Linked DNA regions of Homo sapiens: region 2 is linked to region 1. The links are chromatin contacts, found by Hi-C in ENCODE. All regions are on one chromosome and are shown on one strand. Each heading gives the region's core, a stretch centred on a gene start or an enhancer-like site at or near the end of the contact. The rest is flanking DNA. Distances are from core to core; before and after follow the strand shown. Region 1 holds the start of VCX2 (variable charge X-linked 2). Region 2 holds the start of ANOS1 (anosmin 1).

Evidence for each region. Hi-C counts contacts between places; a loop is a spot of excess contacts on that map. Pooled maps may share reads with other maps.
Region 2: a map of heart right ventricle shows a loop between it and region 1 (6-fold over the local background). The contact joins the promoter of ANOS1 here to the promoter of VCX2 in region 1. A Hi-C loop is called at or near these places in 20 of 168 maps with a recorded cell type or tissue (MCF 10A, PC-3, PC-9 and 13 more), 1 of 37 single-sample maps with no recorded cell type and 23 of 50 pooled maps.

Annotation. Positions count from the first base shown.
Region 1 is chrX:8,167,960-8,173,498 of GRCh38, forward strand. It overlaps VCX2 (variable charge X-linked 2), which reads right to left and starts at 3,308. Exons shown (of 3, transcript NM_016378.3): 1 at 3,148-3,308; 2 at 2,583-2,830; 3 at 1,985-2,390. The coding sequence starts at 2,684. The coding sequence ends at 2,073. The region is part of intron 1 of LOC107985675 (a long non-coding RNA gene); the gene reads left to right. It overlaps LOC107985676 (a long non-coding RNA gene), which reads left to right and starts at 3,861. Exons shown (of 3, transcript XR_001755791.3): 1 at 3,861-4,369.
Region 2 is chrX:8,730,008-8,735,546 of GRCh38, forward strand. It overlaps ANOS1 (anosmin 1), which reads right to left and starts at 2,130. Exons shown (of 14, transcript NM_000216.4): 1 at 1,823-2,130. The coding sequence starts at 2,029.

The DNA of each region.
Region 1 (5,539 bases), core at 2,058-4,557:
TGCTACCATCTCTTCAAAGCCACCATTAATTTTAACGTCTTTAAAGCTATAAGAACAATCTATGTAACAAGTGAAAACTGCCTATAAAATTACTGCTTTACATCTCAAACCCTTATTATATGGAAATTCATATTTTCAGAATCACATAAAAGTTTAACGTGCTATTCATTATAAGATTAAAGGGCATGAGTTATTCTGCCTGTGTAATTATTAACAATTGAAAATTAAATCGTGATAATTTTGTACTCTTTTCTTCTTAAAATAATTTCCTTTCTCCTTTTGCCTGAGACCCATGCTTGAACAATATTAACGTCTTACCCTCTAAAATAAATGATTATATATAATATATAAATATGTTTTATATGTGTATTTATACATAAAATATATTTGTAAATATTTCTATATATAATCTACGAATTATATAAAAATACATATATTAATTTATACATATATAGTAGGTTCTAGTATATCTAGAAAAGACCTGTGTATTTCTAAGATATATATATAATCTATATCTATATATTTATATTTATATTATATATAAATATATAATCCATATTTCTATATTTGTATTTATATATTTTATATATAAATGTATATAATCTATATAGGTTTGTATATAGTAAATATAGTTGTATATTACATTTTATTTACATATGCTTCTATATATTTGTATACAGTAAATTCTATATATAGAAAGGACCTGTGTATTTCTAACGCATGGAAATATGAAATGTACTTTTTGTCTCCTCAGTTGCGAATATAAAAAGGCTTTTTTCAAGTAGATAGATTTTTCTCTACTTTGAATTTTTCTTCTTAAATATATTAGGTTGTAGGGAGGGGACGCTGAAAGGAAAGAGATGGAAACGATTCTTTCATCGGTTTCTATAACCGAAAAGGTATTTTAACAATGAAACCTAAGTAGGTAGAATCCAGTTCTTGGTACTTGGTGTATGTGCTAGCAAGATTGCATGAAGAAACAAACCGTGTAAGAAGCGGAGTCATCCTGTGAAGGGGAAATTTGTCTCCAGTGTTCAGCCATGACGCAATCCTTATCCTCCTGTCTGGCTAACTGTGACCTGTCCCTGTGACCTTAACCCCACGGGACCCCACTTCCCTCCCTCCCCACACACCACCTATTCCTTCCTTCTTTCCTTTCTCCCTCCCCACACACCACCTCTTCCTCCCTCCCTCCCCACACACCTCCTCTTCCTCCCTCCCTCCCTCCCCACACACCTCCTCTTCCCCCCTCCCTCCCTCCCCACACACCACCTCTTCCTCCCTCCCTCCCTCCCCACACACCACCTCTTCCTCCCTCCCTCCCTCCCCACACACCACCTCTTCCTCCCTCCCTCCCTCCCCACACACCACCTCTTCCTCCCTCCCTCCCTCCCCACACACCACCTCTTCCTCCCTCCCTCCCTCCCCACACACCACCTCTTCCTCCCTCCCTCCCTCCCCACACACCACCTCTTCCTCCCTCCCTCCCTCCCCACACACCACCTCTTCCTCCCTCCCTCCCCACACACCACCTCTTCCTCCCTCCCTCCCTCCCCACACACCACCTCTTCCTCCCTCCCTCCCTCCCCACACACCACCTCTTCCTCCCTCCCTCCCTCCCCACACACCACCTCTTCCTCCCTCCCTCCCCACACACCACCTCTTCCTCCCTCCCTCCCTCCCCACACACCACCTCTTCCTCCCTCCCTCCCCACACACCACCTCTTCCTCCCTCCCTCCCTCCCCACACACCACCTCTTCCTCCCTCCCTCCCTCCCTCCCCACACACCACCTCTTCCTCCCTCCCTCCCTCCCCACACACCACCTCTTCCTCCCTCCCTCCCTCCCCACACACCACCTCTTCCTCCCTCCCTCCCTCCCTCCCCACACACCACCTCTTCCTCCCTCCCTCCCTCACCACACACCACCTCTTCCCCCCTCCCTCCCTCCCTCCCCACCATCAGAGAACACGGAGTCACTCAGATCAATTTGCAACACATTCATTTTATTATCTTCAGAATGGCAAGCACCCCGCTGGTGAGATCTCTGAGGTCTGGCGGCTGGGCCTGAACTTAGTCGGTGCTCTCGGAGACAGGGGAAAAGCTGGCCATCCACACAGTCAGTGGTTCTTCCACCTCGCTCTCCTGACTCAGTGGTTCTTCCACCTCGCTCTCCTGACTCAGGGGGTCGTGCTGGGTCCCCTCGCTCACTGGCTCCTCCGGCGGCAGCTCGTGCTGAGGGAGCTCCTGGCTGGGCTGGTCGCTGGGGCCGGGTGCCGCTGGCGCGCTCTCCGCCTCAGGTGCCGTCACGGCCGCCATCTTTGTCGCAGCCCCTTTCTTCCCGCGTCTCCCTCTACGAACTGCTTTTCCCTTCTTGGCCACCTTGGTAGTCTGGAAGGACAACAGGGAGATCACAGAAGGGCTCTGGTTTAGGGACGAGGATGGAGGAGGCTGGGAACAGGGACGTGTCCTCAGAAGCGGTGGGGGCCGGGTTGGGGGGTTCTGCCAAGTGACGACAGGAGAGGCTTCTTGTGAGGAAGGAGGCGAGGGGAAGACGAGGAGGAGCTTGGGAGGGTCACTCACCTTCTTCTTCGGGTCACTGGGGCTCGGCTGAGAGGAGGACTTCCTCTTTCCTGCCTCCGTGGCCTTGGCCGGAGGTCCCGAGGCTCTCGGCTTTGGACTCATCTTCCGCAGCTCAACGTCTCGCAACGGTCGACTAACTCCAGGCTGCCTGGCCTCCCTGTATATACCCCTCTCGCGATCCCAGGACGAGACAATCACGCCCCTGAGCTGTGATTGGTCAACACTCCACTACCCAGCCAATGGTAGCCCTGGGCGGGAAGGAAGGCCTTATACGTCACAAAGCACCATCAGGACATGGCGGATGAAGTCGGGGGCGGGGGGGGGGGGTGACATCTAATGAGGAAGGCAGGGTGCTCTAATTGGAGAAAGGGAGATTTGGGTTAGCACCCCTAAAGATAGTTCCCAAACTGACATGTCACCCCTCCTAAACTCCCCATGTTCAATTTTGGCAGATCACGTGGCACGGGAGGATATTTCCGCCACATGTTTCCCCCGGACCTCCCATTCAGTGGTACATTCTGTTCCTCCACACCTGCCATCATTACCCAGTTTCTGTATGACCTATCTAAAATCCCTCCATGCTAACTGGGATGGATGGAGGGCTATACGAAGACGTCAATCATCCCTCTCTCCTACAAATTCCTCTGCTACACCTTGAGGATCATTCACTTCTTGGATGCCATGAAACAACTTTTCCATCTCACATACTTCTCCCAGCATCCACATAGTGCCTCACAATTTTTCATTCTCATGGTTTAAAGCACTGGCTTCCAGAGGTCAAGATCAGCAAACACACTCGCTCAGCTGGGTATCGGTATCAGGCTGGGTTTCGGTATCAGGCTGGGTTCCTCAGAGAAGGAGAAACTAAACCAACAGGATATTGTGTGTGTGTGTGTGTGTGTGTAATATTATATATCATAAATATATATTTACTATCATGTAGTATTTATGAATTATATATATGATACAGTTTATTCTAAGTAATTGGCTCACACATTGACTCAATGTGGGGGTCTAGGAAGCTGAAATATATAGGGCAAGTGAGCAGGCTGGAAACTAAAAGCTTCTGCACAGCCAACAGTCAACAAAATGAAAAGGCAGGCTATGGTTTGGGAGAAGCTATTTGCGAACCATGTATCTAATAATGAGTTAATATCCAAAATATATAAAGAACTCACACAGCTCAATAGCAAATAAATAAATAGTCTGGTTAACAAATAGGCAAAGGACTTGAATAGGCATTTCTAGAAGGAAAACACACAACTGGCCAACAGGTATATGAAAATGTGCTCAACATCGTTAATAATCAGAGAATGCAAATGAAAACCACAATGAACTATCACCTCACTGTTACACGCTGTTGACAGACGTGTAATTGGTACAGCCGTTATAAAAAACAGTGTAATGGTTCCTTGGAAAATCAAAATAGATCTACCATGTGACCCAGCAGTTCATCTGTTAAGTATGTACCACCCCCCAAAAATGAAGTCCACATCTCATATAGATATCTCCAGTACTAACTAATTGTAACTCATTAATTACACAGGAAATTAGAGTTTCTATTTGAAAAGAATGTTTTTTTCACCATTCTGGTATCAAATATTTATTCTAGTCATCTCTTCTTATTTCTTGCTTTGTAATAACCTAGGTACTCACTACCCATTGACAGAACCAACTTATTATTCCAACAAGAAATGAGAAATACTGAGGAGAATGCAATGTGATACTTCTGTCTTCAACCAGTTATTCCAGTTTTATGGAGGATTCTGTATTTAACTCTTACTCAGGTAACTCTAGTTACCAAATCCATAGTACCTAGTCAACAATCCTAAAAAAGTAAGAATACAGAATTGACTCGAATGGTTACTAAACTTTCTATGTTCAACCAGTTTTCCTAGTAATTGCTAGTTGTTTGTTCAACTAGTACTGAGAAGAATTTGTTTATTCCAGGTACTGGCTTCATGTAGTTATCTCTAGTTAATTACTCACTTGGATAAAGTAGATATCTACTATATTAGGTAATATTTCTAACATGAGGTTGGAATTTTGCATTGAGGAAAATGGTTATTGAACTCCCTGGCATAGGCCAGTTATCTTCAGCTTCCTGCAATCAATTACCTGGTCTGGCTAATTCTAGCTATCTTTAGGTTGCTAATTACATGTTTACCACCAGATGTCTGTGGTAATTTATTATTCCAACAAAAAATAGTAGAATGATTAGGAAGGATTTTGCTTTTTCCAGGCATCACATAGATATTCAAATTATCTCCTGTTATCCTTTGGACCTTTTTTTCCTGGGTAGCACTCAGCACCTATCCTTATAAGTTCTTATACCAACTAAAATGAATAATTGAGACTTGCAAAGAACACGATTTTCAGGATCAGGTTCACTTAGTATTGCAATGACTGTTAGCTCTTTCTATGTAACGTGTTTTATGGGAAAGCCCAGTTAAGTAGAACTCATATATTAACTCAACACCAACAAAATTTTATCTGACCTGACTAGATTCCCTATGTTCTACATTCCACTGAACTATTGTTGTTGTCTCTATTTTACTACTTACTTAGGTATATGACTCATCTGTAGTAGTAATTCATTATTCCAACAATAACTCAGCAGTAAGTGGTGAGAAGAACGTGATTTTATTTTTAAAATTTATTTTTACTGAGGTAAAATATACACATGTAATGCACCCTCTTTACCACTTGTAAGTGTGCAGTTCAGTGGTAATATTTATATTCTTGTATTTATATTCTTTTATTTCCCCTTCATCCCCCGCTTCCCCTTCTGGCCTCTGGTAACCATCACTATAGTCACCATCTTCATGAGAACCACTTTTTTAGCTCCCATATATGAGTGAAAACATGCAATCTTTGTTTTTCTGTGCCTGGCTTATTTCCTTTAACATAATATCCAGTCATTCTTTTTATGCCTGGATAATATTCCATTGTGTACA
Region 2 (5,539 bases), core at 880-3,379, 560 kb after region 1:
GTTTTTCTTCCAAAGAGAAATCATGCCAAGGAGACCACAAGAAAAGCCTTTCACGGGAACTGGCTTCATCTAAGCTGGTGCTTTAGCCACTGAAACTGTAAAACAAATAAATTACAGCACTGACAATTCAAGAAAAAGAAAAAAAAAAGGTACTCTTTCTCCCTGGGAATAGGCTGCTCCGTTTTGTTTTGTTTTCTGTTGTTTCAAACAATAGTGTGGCATCTTAGGAGAGTGACTTTCAGGGTAGGACTCGGAGGGCTGGAAACCAGGTGCCTGGGGATCGGCCCTCTCCTGGCTCTGTCCAGGATGTCTGGGTAATTTCACCACAGGAGGTGAGCACTGGGTCTTCCATTCCCTGAAGACGCAGAAGGACTACAGAGCGTGCCCATTTCTCTGACACCCACGAGACGCTGCTTCTACGACTTAGAACAAACTCAACTGCACACTCGCGAACGCGCCAGCTTCACCAGCCGGTTCAAGATCATCCCCGAGGGTAAGGGGAATCACTTCCACATTCCACCCTTATTAATATGGCCTCCTCTGGCAGCTTAATTCCCAGGGCCTCTAGGGGGACCCCCCCCCCCACCCCTTGACCCAGCTCTGGCAGGAGGGGCGCCCAGTTTAAGAGCCAAGGGTTTGGCTTCCAGTTCCCGCCCAGCCAGGGGAACCCCTCCCCCCAGCCCCCATTTCTCCTTTTGGTCCCTCCAGAGTTTCCCTGAAGCGAGAAATTGGGAACTTGGAACAGGTGGGCACCTAGGGATAGAGGCGAGAAGAAGAAGGAGAGAAGGATGAGAGAAGAGAAAAATAAGCGGAGGATTTCAGAGCTCGCACGCTCGACAGGGCTGGTACAGGCAGCAGCTGCACTCGCTCGCGCTGAGTCCGGAACCTGCTCTCGTGCGCCCACCCGCACCCGGAGCCTCGCGCAAGTCCCGCGGGGGTCCGCGCCACAGGGCAGAGTCCCGGCAACCCGCTGGAGCCAAGCGCGCGGCTCCCGGAGCCTCCCACACAAGCGCGCGCGCACACACACATACTCCCCACCCTCAGGCTGAAAGAACCTACGTTCGGGGTTTGGGGGACGGTTCCCCCGGGACTCGTTGAGGAGTATCCGAATACGGCCCCGCCAAATCCCCTGTCCCCGGCACTTCTTCCCTGACGCTCTACGCTAGTCCAGGGCAAGACCTTGAATCTTTGGGGTTCCGAATTGAGGCGCGCACAGCCACTCGCACCCCCAACACGCGCATACACGCACCCTGGAACACGACTTGGCACAAGTACCCTGGCTGGGGCTCCAAGGGTGGGCAGCGAGCTCTGAGCCCTCAGAGAGTGAAAACCATCTTTCAAAAGAGACAAAGTGTCGGCCCGCGGGCACCTGCGGGGCTGGGGCTCGAGGTGAGGTCCCCAGGCGCAGCCGGACGCGCCTCCCAGACTCCCTCCCAGTGCCCCGGAGCGCCTGGGACTTTGCGGGAGTCGCCGCCCGCCCGGAGTCTCGCGCACTCCAATTCCCGGGAAACCGCCACATCCACACACCCACTCCCAGCATCCACGACTCTCCCTCCCCAGGGAAATCGCCTTTGGTTTCCTGCTGGGAAGGAGGGAGTTGGGGCAAGATGTCTCGGGCTTCTTTTTCTTTTCAGGAGCCGGGAAGAGGCTGGAAAGGAGAGTTCCAGCACCCCGACTGTAAGATCCACGCCCAGGGGAAGCCAGGATCAGCCGGCGGCGCTGGCCGAGAACTTTGCGAGCCCAGGCTGGGAGGCGCGCGCCCCGGTGCGCCCACGCCGCGGCCGCAGCCCCAGAAAGAACCCGGGCGGGGGCCTCCCCGTACCTGGAAGTGCTGGAAGAAGGCGGAGATGCGAGTGATCTGCAGGCTCAGGCACCTGGAGGCGCAGCGAGCGCGCTGGACGCTCCCGGCAGACAGCGACTCGTCCAGCCGCCGCGCAGCAGCCGCGCCGGGGCCGGCCGCCAGGCAGCCGCTGGAGGCCGCCAGCCAGAGGCAGAGGGTCAGGACCGCGCCGGGCACCCCGGGCACCATGGCTGCGGGTCGAGGGCGAGGGCGAGGGCGCCGGGCGCGGGCCGAGGCTCCCTGCTCCGCGCCGGGGCTGCACTGCTGAGGACCAGGCAGACGCCGCGACTGAGCCGGAAAGTTCAATCCTTCAACTCCGGCCGGACCCTCCTCGCCGACCTCCCTCCCAGCTCGCCCTCGAGGGGTGGGGTGAGGGGGACAGGAGGCCGCACCATTGGCTGGAAGGCGTGTGAGTGACAGGGGGGCCGGGCGCAGGGCCCATGGGCCGGTCTCGTCAGCTGCGAGCCCGGGCGCTCCGGGGGAGGGCGACGCCGAGCGGCTTTCCACGCCGCGCAGGTCTCGAGGGGCCCAGCTCCCACGCAGGCGCCTCTCCCGTTCGCACCAACCGCTTCCTGCCCCTCCCACCTTCCCCCTCCGTCCAGGTAAACGTCGGTGTGAGCAGGTCCAGGCCTGCCAGGAGGGGTGCTCCCTTCAGCAGGAGGGAAGAGGCCTCAGGACCCCCAGGGGCGTCCCACCTGCCTGGGGATTGACCCCGCGCCCCTAAGTGGCTTGCTTTCTCCCCGACCTCCCCTGGGTCCAGGCTTTTCCCACGCTTTCACATATTCGAATTTCCTTTGCCCAGGTAGTGGAAAGAAGTGAAGAAAACAAATGGCAGTAAGACAGACGGGGAGGGGAGCGTGGACATTTGCCCTACAGTGTCCCGGAGACAAATTCCTCCTTCTCTCCCTCTTGCATTTCTTCCGTCCTTCCCGCATCCCTCCCTCCCTCCCTCCCGCACTGTTTTCCCTGGAGACAGTCTCAGTGCATAGCTAACCACCTTTAGGTCCACACGCCTTGTTTCCTCAGGTGTCTGTTTTTCTAGTAAGCCTTGCACGCCCCAAAGTGAGTGATTTATTCTAAATAGACTTGCGTCTTAATCTCTTTCTTTCCCCACGATTTGCCCGAGCCTCTTGACTCAGGCTTTTTAGCTTTGGAATGGCTGCTCCGTCCTCTCCTGTCGTTTTTGTCTAGTGTTCTCTCAGCACACAAATTCTCCCTCCCCAGCCAGGATCCTGCCACAGAAAGACAGGAGGCATTGATAAGACACAACTTGTAACAAAGCTCTACACTCCCCTGAGCCCCATCAGGAAGTGACAGTCCCCTTGCAGGTAGGAGAGCCCAGAGAAAAAAGACCCAGGCACACTCCTATTCGAATGGACAACAACTGACTGCTGTTCCTTTGCTCTGACATCTCCACCCTCTCCTACCCAATTGCACTTTCACCTTCGAAAACGGGATCTCTATAAGCACCCAGCTAAGCACAGTCAGGGTATCTAGATGCACTCGCTCTACTCAAAGCTACATCAGAAGGCTGGAATCCTCTTTGCACAAAGCCTATATAGTTGTTTTGCAATTTCCCACCCTTTTCCCTATTCTTATACACAGGTTCCACTCTGCAATTTTGAGATCTGCCTGTTAACAAATTGCAATGACAGCCATCTGCAGCTATCCTATTATGAGTGCTTTTCAAATACATCATCTTACATGTGTATTTCTTCACATAGCTTAAATCAGAAAGGCCAGTCAAATTAATTGGCCTTGGTGTGTTTCTCAGCGAATTAGAAAATCAGGGTCATCTTGTTCAAAAGGTTCTATAGGCAAAGCCAGTTTCATGGACATGCAAGCTGTACAATGGTACAGTCGCACTCTTAGAAGGCCTGTTCTGCCATCACCATCCTGAAACTCTTCACAATGACAGTGGCCTGTTAGGAACTGGGCCGCGGCAGGCCAGGGAACATTACTGCCTGAGCTGTGCCTCAGGTGAGAAATCAGTGGCAGCATTAGATTCTGATAGGAGCTTCAGTCCTATAGTGAACTATGCATGCGAGATGTCTAGGTAGCGCACTCCTTATGAGAATCTAATGTCGATCTGAGATGGAGCAGTTTCATCCCCAAGCCATCACTTGCTACCCCCAGGTCCATGGAAAAATTGTCTTCCATGAAACCAGTCCCTGGTGCCAAAAAGGTTGGGGCCACTCTTTACTTGGGCTGGAAACCTAGTAATTTTGGCATAAGCTTACACGACTTCAATGATTTGTTTTAAAATTGCTCAGAATTGCAAATGGAAATATTTTTTAAGTATGTTAAACATAATATTAACGAAGAGTAAAGAAGCTAACTATAATGACCCCAAGCAGGCATGTGTATAAAGCCAAGTGTCAATAAATAATGATGTCTGAATACCGAGATTGTCTTCTAAATGTTGTCACTTTCATTTGTGAATTACTAAAAACATTTCCAAAAGCTGTAGGGGATCCTTTCCTAGTGTTTGTTTGGAGTTGTTTTGTTTTGTTTTGAGACGGAGTCTCACTGTCACCCAGACTGGAGTGCAGTGGTGCAATCTCGGCTCACTGCAACCTCCGCCTCCCGGGTTCACGCCATTCTCCTGCCTCAGCCTCCCGAGTTGCTGGGACTACAGGCGCCCGCCACCACGCCCAACTAATTTTTTGTATTTTTAGTGGAGACGGGGTTTCACCGTGTTAGCCAGGATGGTCTCGATCTCCTGACCTCGTGATCTGCCTGCCTCAGCCTCCCAAAGTGCTGGGATTACAGGCGTGGGCCACCGTGCCTGGCCTGTTTGGAATTTTAAAGTTAAGCAAATATGTGGTCTTGGTGAAGGCAAAGATATTATGTACACCGACATTTTCTTAGGTAACTTTGATTTATAATTTTGCATGTCATATCATGAAATGCATATTCCAGAAAGTGAAATCACAAGGACAAGCATGCTGAGCTTTTAAAAACAGCCTTTGGATGTTCACAGGGGTTGCCGTTTTTTTTTTTTTTTAAAAAGCAGTGTGTGTGCTACTTATATGGGTTCCATAGCATATTCATTTCTATGAATAAATGCGTTTTGTAATAAACCACAAAGGAGAACAGTCAGTTTAACAGAAAACTTGGTTTTAAACATATAGAGCCACCTTATTATAAATATGTTAAAATAATATTTGCAGTTATATTGCTTTCTTCCTTTAGAATAATCACAGACATCCTCTGTGATTACGCAGGCCTTTCTCATATTATTTACTTTAATTGCAGCTTAAAGTAACTTTTAAAAGGAAAGCATTCTAGTAAAGTCAGAATAACAGTCAAATTTCGGTGTTTTTTTGTTTTGTTTTGTTTTCATTCTGCCCATGTATGCCCAACTTATTATGCAGCTCACCTTGCAAACTGAAACATGGAAGTTCTCTGACTTTTGACATTACCAGGTAAGCCACAATCTAAGTTCATGAAAGCCAACCACAGGGGAGGAGAACCCTAAGAGTATGCTGAGGAAATGATGGATAAAGGGGTAGGACCCTCGGGTGCAGCTAGTAAGACGGTACTTAGTATGTCTTTCTCCAAATCTCCTTGACCCCCATGATCCGAATTTGTCTAGAGAAGAATTTAACTTCACATTGACTTTGGTTTGACTTAAATAGACAAACACACATTTAACAAAGAGAGTAGAAAAGCACCTTAATTATCTCTTATTTATAT